2 separate regions of the Homo sapiens genome follow, and region 1 is linked to region 2. A link is a contact called in ENCODE Hi-C or POLR2A ChIA-PET data. All regions are on one chromosome and are shown on one strand. The core of a region is the stretch at or near the end of the contact, and the rest is flanking DNA. Distances in the headings are between cores, read along the strand shown. Region 1 holds the start of TRUB2 (TruB pseudouridine synthase family member 2). Region 2 holds the start of B3GALT9 (beta-1,3-galactosyltransferase 9).

What was found. Hi-C counts contacts between places; a loop is a spot of excess contacts on that map. ChIA-PET counts read pairs that join two places held with the same protein, here RNA polymerase II (POLR2A). Pooled maps may share reads with other maps.
Region 1: a map of K562 shows a loop between it and region 2 (8-fold over the local background). The contact joins the promoter of TRUB2 here to the promoter of B3GALT9 in region 2. A Hi-C loop is called at or near these places in 2 of 168 maps with a recorded cell type or tissue (both K562) and 2 of 50 pooled maps. POLR2A ChIA-PET finds 5 or more read pairs at or near these places in 1 of 52 experiments (K562).

The regions. Positions count from the first base shown.
Region 1 is chr9:128,317,830-128,324,150 of GRCh38, reverse strand. TRUB2 (TruB pseudouridine synthase family member 2) reads left to right here and starts at 1,704. Exons shown (of 8, transcript NM_015679.3): 1 at 1,704-1,851; 2 at 2,421-2,552. The coding sequence starts at 1,743. COQ4 (coenzyme Q4) reads right to left here and starts at 1,312. Exons shown (of 7, transcript NM_016035.5): 1 at 1,223-1,312; 2 at 1,004-1,135. The coding sequence starts at 1,292. RefSeq lists a silencer at 1,025-1,084 and an enhancer at 1,465-2,004.
Region 2 is chr9:120,790,230-120,795,984 of GRCh38, reverse strand. It overlaps B3GALT9 (beta-1,3-galactosyltransferase 9), which reads right to left and starts at 2,518. Exons shown (of 3, transcript NM_001386823.1): 1 at 2,063-2,518. FBXW2 (F-box and WD repeat domain containing 2) reads left to right here and starts at 2,569. Exons shown (of 8, transcript NM_012164.4): 1 at 2,569-2,631; 2 at 2,728-2,836. RefSeq lists enhancers at 1,556-1,645, 2,076-2,175, 2,238-2,868.

The DNA of each region.
Region 1 (6,321 bases), core at 455-2,954, 7.5 Mb before region 2:
AACAATTAGCCAGGCCGCACAGGCCTGTAATCCCAGCTACTCAGGAGGCTGAGGCACGAGAATCGCTTGAACCTGGGAGGTGGAAGTTGCATAGAGCTGAGATTGCGCCACTGCACTCCAGCGTGGGCCACAGAGCAATACTGTGTCTCAAAACAAAACAAACAAAAAACCACTGGGGACATGGAGATATAGTGTATTTTTTGTTTAAGACAGGGTCTCGCTCTGTCGCCCAGGCTGGAGTGCAATGGCGCAATCACAACTTACTGCAGTCTCGAACTCCCCGGCTCAAATGGTCCTTCCACCTCAGCCTGGGAATACAGCCGCATGCAACCAGCCCCAATTAATTCTTGTATTTTTTTTTGTAGAGATGGGGATTCACCGTGTTGCCCAGGCTGGTTTCAAACTCCTCAGCTCAAGCCATCTGCCCGCTTCGGCCCCCCGATAGGGATTATAGGCGTGAGCCACTATAATAGCGCCTAGCCTGTTTTTGTTAGTAGGAATAACAGTACTTCCCAGAACTCAAAAATCTAGGAGGCATAAGAAAAACACTGTAGAACCCTAGAATGTTCTAGTCACACATCCAGCAAACATTTATTGAGCATTTACTATGTGCCAGGCACTATCCAGAAGGCTGCAGATGCAGTGGAACGAGGCAGACATGGTCCTCGACCTCGGAGTTGACTTTCTAGTAGGATATTATAAACTGATCGGTACTTATGAATCATCTATTTAGTCTAGATGTTCTCAATATGGCTGCATGACAGATTCTCCCAAGTAGTTTAAAGACAGACTTTCGGTTTCACGCCCATTTCTCCCTCCACTGCAGATTCAGATTCAGATTCAGTGCGTTTAGGTGGGATCCAGGAATCTGCATTTTCATAAACGTTCCGAGTGGTTACGAGCTGCAACCAGGTTTGGGTACCCCGACCTAGGCTATGTTCCAGTTACCCACAGGAAACGGCTCCAAGCCGCCCCCACGGGGGCGAGGCGCGGGCGGCCTTACCGTGGCGGTAGGGGTTATAGAGCGCCATCGCCGCGGAGCCGGCGGCCAACAGCCCTTTCTGCAGCGGGGAGGTGGGGAGGTGGTGCGAGTATAGCGGGCCGGCGCCGTCGCTCCTAGCCCGGAGGGGCATTTCTGCGGGGCAAGAAAAAGGCCGAGGTCAGAGGAGCCGGGCGCCCTCAGGCTCCTTCCCGCCTGCGCCCAGAACCCGGCGCCACTTGCCTGCCGCAGGCCGCTGTAGGCCCGGGAGCCCGCAGAGCCGACGGAGGACAGGGCGCAGCAGAGTCGCCATGGCAGCGGGCGTCCGCGGAGGATGGGCGGGTACGAAGAACGCCGCGATTCTGTCAGGCGACGGAGCGTCGGAGGGGTCAAAACTCACTGAAAAACCGATTCTGACGGCGTAGCCTACGGCCTTTCGAGGGGAAACATCGCTTCACGGGCAGAAGGCATGTAGGCCAAGTAGGCGAAGGAAACGCACGCGAACTGTCTACCGTCTACGTCCACCGATCCAAGACTCTCGCCATGTCACCTCGCCCCAGAAAGTGTCTGCAAAGGACACGCAACCACGCTCACTCAGCGCCGGGCCCTATTTCCTTCTCCACAGCCGGTTTTCCCCGAAGACTATAAAATGCGAACCTCTTCCGGCTGTGGAACATGGCGGCGCCCGTGGAAAGGACCACATTTGGGGGCGGGGCCTGGCGGTACTTCCGTCCAGGTCCAGCGGGTGCTGTGATCTTCAAGTATGGGGTCTGCTGGCTTGTCGCGGCTGCATGGGCTTTTCGCGGTCTATAAGCCCCCGGGGCTAAAATGGAAGCACCTGCGGGATACAGTGGAGCTACAACTTCTGAAGGGTGAGTGCCTCGAACCAGACCCACGTTCCCGCTCTCGTTCTCTTGGAAGTCCATCTCCGCTTCTGGTCCTTACCCCAAAACAAAATCACGTGACCTATTCACCTGGGCAGAGCGCTTTCCCAAACGCCTGTTCTCTGTGCTTTCTTACTCCTCACTTTCCTCTGTTTTCCGAGGGGGAAACTGACTCAGTATTGTTCCTTGTCACACGGTTACTACGTTGTAGAGTCTGTTTGAATCCGCCTGTTTCTTAACTACTGCTATACTGCCCTCTGCACCATGGGCTTCTGCTTTGTCTTCTACATCATACTTCCCTGTTGTCTAATCCCCCAAGTGTTTGGACAGAACAAGATATTCCTGGTCAGCATCGTGGTGCACGCCTGTAATCCCAGCTACTCTGGAGGCTGAGGCAGGAGGATCGCTTGAGCCCAAGAGTTTGACGTTACAGTGAGCTATGATGGCGCCATTGCACTTCAGCCTGGGCTACAGAACGAGGCCCTGTCTCTTAAAAAATATTTTATATGTACATATATTTGTATGTATGTGTGTATATATTATCTCTGTGTGTTCAGGTCTCAATGCCAGGAAGCCTCCCGCTCCTAAACAGCGTGTTCGCTTCTTGCTGGGCCCCATGGAAGGCAGCGAAGAGAAGGAGCTGACCCTCACAGCCACCAGCGTACCCTCTTTCATCAACCATCCACTGGGTAAGGCAGATTTAAGCAGGATCCTGTGTGTCACTTCCCAGGAAATCCCTGAGCCGAGTCAGTGTCCCAGTGCTCAGATTCCTGTGCCAGGCCCTTGAAGGTCCACAGAGGAGTGAGGTATTAGACCAGGAATTGGCAGATTTCCTTGGAAAGGGCCAGATACTGAATGTTTTAGTTTTCAGGCCATGTGATTTCCGTTGGAACTGCTCAACTCTGCCAATGTAGTGCCAAACAGCTATAGACAGTATCTAAAGGAATGAGCCTAGCTGTATTCCAATAGAACTTTATGAATATTCATATTTGAACTTCAGGTAATTTTCACGTGTCACTAAGTACAGTTGCCTCTGAGTCCATGAGTTCCACATCCCATGATCCAGCTTCAGATTGGCAGTATTTGGGAAGAAAAACACAAAGTTCCAAAAAGCAAAACTTGAATTTGCTGTGCACCTAGTACTGTGTTGAATCCACTCAAGGTGATGCATAGGCATTATATTAGGCATTATAAGTAATCTAGCTAGGCGTGGTGGCTCACGCCTGTAATCCCAGCATTTTGAGAGGCCGAGGAGGGTGGATCATGAGGTCAAGAGATCGAGACCATCCTGGCCAACATGGTGAAACCCCGTCTCTACTAAAAATACAAAAATTAGCCGGGAGTGGTGGCAGGCGCCTGTAGTCCCAGTTGCTCAGGAGGCTGAGGCAGGAGAATCACTTGAACCCGGGAGGCGGAGGTTGCAGTGAGCCGAAATTGTGCCACTGCACGCCAGCCTGGCAACAGAGCGAGACTCCGTCTCAAAAAAAAAAAGGTAATCTAGAGATGATTTAAAATATATGGGAAGGCCAGGCCTGGTGGCTCATGCTTGTAATCCCAGCACTTTGGGAAGCTGAGGCGGTGGATTACTTGAGCCTAGGAGTTTAACATCAGCCTGGGCAACATGGGGAAACCCTACTTCTACAAGAGAATACAAAAGGCCGGGTGCAGTGGCTCACACCTGTAATCCCAGCACTTTGGGAGGCTGAGGCGAGCAGATCACCTGAGGTCGGGAGTTCGAGACCAGCCTGGCCAACATGGAGAAACCCCGTCTCTACTAAAAATACAAAATTAGACAGGTGTGGTGGCACATGCCTATAATCCCAGGTTCTCAGGAGGCTGAGGCAGGAGAATTGCTTGAACCCGGGAGTCGGAGGTTGCGGTGAGCTTAGGTTGTGCCATTGCACTCTAGCCTGGACAATAAGAGTGAAACTGTCTCAAAAAAAAAAAAAAATTAGCCAGGTGGGGTGGCATATGCCTGTAGTTCCAGCTACTCGGGAGGTTGAGGTGGGAGAATCACTTGAGCCCAGGAGTTCAGAGGCTGCAGTGAGCCGAGACTGTGCCAGTGCACTCCAGCCTGGGTGACAGAGTGAGACTCTGTCTCCAAAAAAAATAAAGAGGCTGAGGTGGGCGGATCACGAGGTCAGGAAATCGAGACCATCCTGGCTAATACGGTGATACCCTGTCTCTACTAAAAATACAAAGAAATTAGCCGGGCGTGGTGGTGGGCGCCTGTAGTCCCAGCTACTCCAGAGGCTGAGGCAGGAGAATGGCGTGAACCCAGGAGGCGGAGCTTGCAGTGAGCGGAGATCGTGCCACTGCACTCCAGCCTGGGCGACACAGCGAGACTCAGTCTCAAAAAAAAAAAAAGTGGCCAGGTGTGGTGGCTCACGCCTGTAATCGCTGCACTTTGGGAGGCCAAGGTGGGCGGATCACTTGAGGTCAGGAGTTCAAGACATGGCAAAGCCCCGTCTCTAGTAAAAATTAGCTGGGCATGATAGCACGTACCTGTAATCCCAGCTACTCAGGAGGCTGAGTTACGAGGAGTCGCACGAACCTGGGAGGCAGAGGTTGTGGTGAGCCATGATCGTGCCACTGCACTCCAGCCTGGGTGAAAGAGTGAGACTCTGCCTCAAAAAAAAAAAAAAAAGGTATATGGGACGACATGCCTAGGTTATATGCAAATACTATGCCATTTTATATCAGGGACTTGAACATCTACAAATTTTGGTATCTGCAAGGGATCCTGGACCCAATCCCCTTGGATACCAAGGGACAACTGTAGTATTCTATTTATTTAGAGACAGGGTCTCACTCTGTCACCCAGGCTGGAGGGCAGTGGTGAGATCTCGGCTCACTGAAACCTCTGCCTCCTGAGTTCAAGCAGTCTTCTCACCTAAGCCTCCCGAGTAGCTGGGACTACAGGCACAGGCCACTATGCCTGGCTAATTTTTTTTTTTTTTTTGAGACGGAGTCATGCTCTGTTGCCCAGGCTGGAGTGCAGTGGCACGATCTCGGCTCACTGCAAGCTTCTCCTCCTGGGTTCACGCCATTCTCCTGCCTCAGCCTCCCGAGTAGCTGGGACTACAGGCGCCCGCCACCACGCCCAGCTAATTTTTTGTATTTTTAGTAGAGACGGGGTTTCACCATGTTAGGCAGGATAGTCTCGATCTCCTGACCTCGTGATCCACCCGCCTCGGCCTCCCAAAGTGCTGGGATTACAGGTGTGAGCCACCACGCCCGGCCATGCCTGGCTAATTTTTGTATTTTTTGTAGAGATGGGGTTTTGTCACGTTGCCCATGCTAGTATTGAACTCCTGGGCTCAAGTGATCTGCCTGCCTCGGCGTCTCAAAGTGCTGGGATTATAAGCGTGAGCCCTTGCAACTGGTCTCTTGATTTATTTTGAACCACTGAAAAATGCAAAAACCATTCTTAACTCATAGGCCACAAAAAACAAGCCAGATGCGGTGGCTCATTCATGTAATCCCAGCACTTTGGGAGGCCGAGGCAGGCGGATCACTTGAGGTCAAGAGTTCAAGACCAGCCTGGCCAACATGATGAAACTCCGTCTCTACTAAAAATACAAAAAATTAGCTAGGTATGGAGGCAGGTGCCTGTAATCCTAGCTACTCAGGAGGCTGAGGCATGAGAATCGCTTGAATCTGGGAGGTGGAGGTTGCAGTGAGTTGAGATGGCGCCACTGCACTCCAGCCTGGGTGACAAAGTGAGACTCCATCTCAAAACAAAACAAAACAAAACAAGCAAACACACACACACAAAAAAAAAACAGTCTTCAGTCTTCAGGTTTGACTTGTGGACTGTAGTTTGCTGACCCTTTTTCTATTCTGGGACTCCAGGTGAGAAATGAGACCCTAGGTAGAAGTCCTAAGGTAGGGGTTTTGGGTTTCTGGGAAAGAATAAGTTTATTTATTTATTTATTTGACAGAGTCTTGCTCTGTTGCCCAGGCTGGAGTCTGGAGTGCAGTGGTGTGATCTCAGCTCACTGCAACCTCCATCTCCCAGGTTCAAGCTATTCTCTTGCCTCAGCCTCCCAAGTAGCTGGGATTACAGGTGTGTGCCACCACACCCAGCTAATTTTTGTATTTTTAGTAGAGATGGGGTTTCACCATGTTGGCCAGGCTGGTCTCGAACTCCTGACCTCAGGTGATCCGCCCACCTTGGCCTCCCAAAGTGCTGGGATTACAGGTGTGAGCCACTGCGCCCAGCCGAAAGAGTGATTTTTTTACTGAATAAAGTTGCCCAACAATGGAACTGGTTCTGGTAATGTGTCCCCATCACTAGATGTGATTAAGGCATGTGTCAGGGAATCTAGAGGTTTGACCAGAAACCTCAAAAACCCGTTGGACTTGTGATATTCAATGACTCTATTATATGGTAACAATAAGAAGTATAATGTATTGAGTCGCCACTCTGTACTAGGCATTGTGTTAAGCTTCCCC
Region 2 (5,755 bases), core at 1,269-3,768:
TAAATCAATTTTAAGTCATCTAAACTACCTCCCCAGGCAAGTTTAGCTCAAAATGGAAGACAACATACAGTCCACTTTAGCCGGAATTGAAGAAACTAAACATTTGATGTTTTCTCCTTTCCTGGAGTATGCATGTGTAGGAATTATCCCAAACATCATTTCTACCAGCAAGTTTATTTCGAGAAAAGAAACAACATTCAGCATATTTTCATGTTCCTGTCACACAAGCAATTATACTGAGCATTCTTTTCTCATGCCAGGCTATATTTCGTCCTTTCCTTCAACATCCAACATGTTGATCTTCCTATCTGCCATTTACAACAGCTTTTGTAATTATTTGGCCAGGAATAACTTCTTATATTTAAAGTTGGCTATGTTTTCTCAGCAACCATCATACAATCTTGAAAATCTTTACAAAGTGGGAAAAATCTAACCTAAAAATATCAAATGAAAGGGAATTTTTACATATTCTGAATTTAACAATTCAATAGGTCTTGTATTTAATTAAATATTACGTCCACTTTGCAATTTAAAAATTTTTTTATAGTCATGAATTTTGCTCCTGGATCCCCTCTGGGCTTAAATTTGCACAATTTGGTTTCTTTGTTATGAGAGGTCCAAACAATATTATCTCTGGGGCAGCTCCATCTGGACTTTTCAATTTGATTCATCAAACTGTACTGGGGTTGAGAATGTTTGCTCCAAAGAGATATGGGTGCTTGATTTTCTTGATTACCCTGGTACTGCCTTCCCTTTCATAGAGAGTATCCAATCTGTATATCTGTCTTCCTAAATGTCTTATAATGCTGTGATCAGTCACGTTCTGACTTAGAAGTCTAGAGTGACATCCTGTTGCTTAGCAAATCAAATTTGCTCTCTTGAGACCTTACTTTTAGGACACCGTAGTTGACTTCCACCCCACATAATCAATTTTTATTTCCCATGTTTCAAGTACCCTAAATGAAGTCAGGATGCTTGGAACCTTGGCCATGCTCTACCATCTACTGGATATGTGTCTCTCTTATTGTCTATATTATTGGACTGTGCTATCAAGCATGGTAGCCATTAGCCTCATGTGGCTATTAAATTAAAATTAAATAAAATTAAGAATTTAGTTCATTTACATCAGGTACTTTTCAAATGTTCAGTAGCCACAAGAGACTAGTGACTGCCTTATTGGACAGCACCAACAGAACAACTCCATCACTGGCAAAAAGCTTATTGGACAGTGTTGGTATAAGATGTATGTGAATGTGCGTGTATGCATGTATGGCTTAGGAACCCTTACAGAGAAACAAGGATAACTTGTGCGCTGGGCATTGTGGTTCACCCCTGTAATCCCAGCACTTTTTGGGAGGCCCAGGCAGGTGGATCACTTGAGCCTAGGAGTTCAAGACCAGCCTGGGTAACATAGCGAAACCCTGACTCTACAAAAATACACACACACACACACACACACACACACACACACACACACAACTAGCTGGGCATGGTGACACGCGCCTGTGGTCCCTTCTACTCAGGAGGCTGAGGTGGGAGGATCGCTTGAGCCTGGAGAAGTCGAGGCTGCAGTGAGCCAAGATCGTGTCACTGTACTCCAGCCTGGGCGACAGAGTGATACGTTGCCTCAAAAAAAAAAAAAGGATAACTTGTGCTCTGAAGTCGGTTTGGGTTGAAATCCTATGACAGCCATTTACTATGACCTTAGGCAAGATGCCTAAACCTCTTTTGATTTCAGTTTCCCCATCTCTAAAAAGGGGCCTAATAATAGTTACTAGCTTGTGGGGTTGTTGTGGGAACTGAGTGAGATGGTACACAAAAAATGTTGAGAAAGAGTGCGTGGGATTTTTTAGCTCAGTTTTAGTTCTTGACGCCAAAAGGTTTGCATGCTTCATTTCCTTCAATCCTCAGAGCCTTCGGATGGGGACCTCACTATAATTGCTATGCAGATGAAGCAAAGTCTGAGAGGTTAAGTAACCGGGCCACAGCCAGAGTGTAAACGTTGTGATTCATTCAAATCTACATCACTTGACTGTCTCTTTTCATTCAACAACCTCCTTACCTTGCTTTATTTTTCTCCTTTGCACGAGCCTTAGTTTATCTGTCTTCCTCCTCCTAATAGATGTAAGGCCCAGGCGGTCAGGGGCTTTTGCGTTTTTTGTTCACTAACCCTATCCCCTAGAACAGCGTTCGGGATAAAGAGGTGCCCAACAGGTTGTATGAATTTGGACACGTCTCTTAACTTCTCTAAGCCACAGCTCCCTCTCCTCCGTAAAATGAGGATAATAAGAAAAACTACTGCAGAGCTGGTGCAAGATCAGATTGGAGGAGGGACATAAGCGCGCTGTGCAAACCTGGATGTACGGTACGAAAGGAACCTCCGTTCTAGGTTGCACCCAGCCTAAGCACCGTGAGGGCCGCGCGGCACGCGTTCAGCTTCCCGGGACGCTCTTCTCCCCACCCCTACTCCCGGCCTCCAGCCTCCCACCACCCACCTCCGGGCGGGGACCGGAAGTGCAGCCGCTTCCGCCGGGAGCCGCGGAGCTGAGGGACGCGCGGAGATGACGCAGGCAGCACCGGAAGCCGCTCCCCTGTGAGGCTGCGGACCGGGAGCAGCGGCCGCAGGTCCGGGTCTGTATGCGAGGCGGGGCCGGTCGGGGAGGGGACTCTTAGGCGCCCGCGGCTCTGCTGACCCGCCGCGCCTTGGCTGTTTTTCTTTCCCTGCAGGCGCCATGGCTGCGGAGCGGACCCGGCCGCTGCAAGGCTCTGGCGGTCCGAGCGTGCCTAGTAGCTGTGAACCCGGCGCGAGGTCCCGGGCCCCGGGGCGCTCGCTCAGGTCAGTGCCGCGCGGAACACGATTCCGAGAGCAAGGGACCTGGGAGCAACGAATGGGTTGATGGGATCTGGATTTTAGAGACGGGAAAACAGGGTTTTGGAGTTACTGCCTCCTACTGCCTCCATTTCCTTAGCTGCGAAATGAGTTAACAGTGATGTCCCAGGGCTACCAAACGTTTGAAAGACGATGAAGTGTGATGAGGTGGTTTATGAAGTACAAAGCGCTATACTGCGCCATAATTGTGGGTATGCCATGAAAACAGGTGTGTATGTGGGGTGCTGCTTGAAGTAAAGCAAAGATAACAATATTAATGCTAAGTAATAATGGTAACTGACATTTACTGTAGGCTTACAGCGTGCCGAGTACTGTGCTAAACGCTTTACTTGCACTGTCTTGTTTAACCCTCATAAAAACCCTTGTAGGTAATGCTCTTGGCTGTATTTTACAAGTGAGGAAACAGGGCATGAGACAGGTGAAGTGATTTGCCCAAGGTCACCCAGCAACAAGTGGAGTTGCAGAACACATATTTTATAAACATTATTTGTATTCTTTCAAAGCTTTAAAAAAATTCACCTTAAAACTAAAGGCTATTTTTTGATAGTATATTATACTTAACATGGTTTTCAGTTTTAAAAGGTATACAATAAAAAGGGACCCCTCATTCCTATTCTGCAGCTCTCCAGTTCTCTCTGGAGGCAACCAGGGTTATCAGTTTCTTGAATATTCAGAATACATTTTATGCATATGTAAGTTTATAGGTGTGTATACATTTTCAGCGCCTCTGTGCTCTTTGTTTGATAAGAAAAGGGGGAAATGAAGCCTCCTTCCCTCTACCACTAACAATTATGTTGCTTTCACTCTTGACTAGGCCAGGTTCTGATAGAGGAGGAGGGGAAAACACATTTACACTGTTTTCCAGAAGGTCCTGTCTCTAATACCTCTGAGTATAGGTTTTGGGAGAATGGGTACTGGGCAAAATATTGAGCCTGCTACTTCCTGTGCCATTCTGGGAAGGCCACTCCACTTCTTGAGCCGTAAATTTCCTCATTAATGTTAGTTAAGGGCGGCATTACTGATACCTTCCATGAGGTTATGAAGATGAAATGAGATAATGTTTACCAGTGGTACTTTTTCTTTAAAACCAATATAAATATGTGAGTTGCCTAGGTAACATAGGGAGTTAATGGCAGAACCTGAGACCAAACCCAGGCTCTCATTTTCCAATTTAGGAGTCTTTTTGTTGCATGACCCACTTTGTGATTATTGATACTGAAGGCAAGAGGGCAAGTTGAATGTTAACTCTGGGGTAGGGACGTAGGGTAAGGGGGCCAAACAGCAGGGAATGTGGGTAGAATAAGGCACCTACTGGGAAACTAGAGCCTCCAATAAACAGGTGCTCTTCTTTATAAAATTAAACCCCTAGTAAGTTTGAGCCCTTGAGTTTTTCTTCCAGGTATTTTGAAGAGAAACTTAGTGATAAGATGATAGGGTCAAAAGAGATGTTAGTGGTCATGTCCATTCCACCCTTAGTGTCACAGAAATCTTTACTGCCAGGTGTTCATAGTAGTAAAACTAACAAAAAGTACCATTTGAGTTTTTACCCGCTAGACTGTACACTGTGCTAAGCATGTCCCTGCTATATTTCTGAGTTTCACCCTTCAAGTTGGATGATGGCTTCCATTTTACAGATGATAAAACTGAAGCTTAAAAGTTAGTTGGACATGCCCATAATCACATAGGAAGTGGCTGAATCAGTAAAACATCTGGCCAACCTCCAAAGTATTTTCATTTATCACATTCTGCCTCTGTGTCCAACTGTCCTTGACTGTTCGTGGTAATGGGAAACTCACTACTCTGGAGGTAGCTATTCCATTGTTGGAAAGCGCTGAGATTTAAAAGCTCCTCATGTTGAATTGAAATCCCATTTCCTGAGGTTTGTGCAACCAGTGTATGATATTTCTAGAGGCTGCCTAAAAGAGTCCAGTTTAGACCTGTTACCTTAGAAGGCCCCCTCCAAAGTTAGTTGATCTGTTCAGAAAAGTAAAAATTGGTGTTTTTTAAATAGTGCATTCTGCAGTTAGTGAGACTTGCTTTTTTAGGGAAAAAAATGCCTTTTTCAGAATAATCAGAGGTGAACTGCTCAATCTTACAAGGGATTGAGTGGTTTAAAAGGCAATCTAAGAGTTGGGAAAATTTTTTTTATTAAGAGTTAGGAGAATATATAAATCTGAGACATGGCTGAATTTTTTTAGATGTGCTCTCTGAAAAAGCTTCTTCCGTAATCTTTAGCGGTGTCATGGGCACATTAATTTGGCATTTTTTTTTTAAATTTAAGTTCTAGGGTACATGTGCACAACGTGCAGGTTTGTTACATAGGTATACATGTGAATTTGGCATATTATAGTATGTCTCTTAGATATTTGTGAATGATGGGAACCTGATAATATTTTAATGAGTATTCTAAATTTGCCTTGTAGCCGTTTGAATAACAGTTCAGCTCACTTAAATACAAGCATTTCTACAATAGATGTGTGTCAGCATGTGTATGTATGTGTGTATATATGTATGTGTAGATGTGATGGAGGAAGCTTGCCACACCACACTTTTCACTGTTAAAAATGTTTCAGGAGCAGGTGTGTGGTTTTTTTTCTTTTTTTTCTTTTTTGAGATGGAGTCTTGCTCTCTCGCCCCGGCTGGAGTGCAGTGGCGTGATCTCGGCTCACTGCAAGCTCCGCCTCCTGGGTTCACGCCATTCTCCTGCCTCAGCCTCCCGACTAGCTGGGACTACAGGCACCCACCACCATGCCAGGGGAATTTTTTGTATTTTTAGTAGAGATGGGGTTTCACTGTGTTAGCCAGGATGATCTCGATCTCCTGACCTCGTGATCCGGCCGAGCCCACCTCAGTCTCACAAAGTGC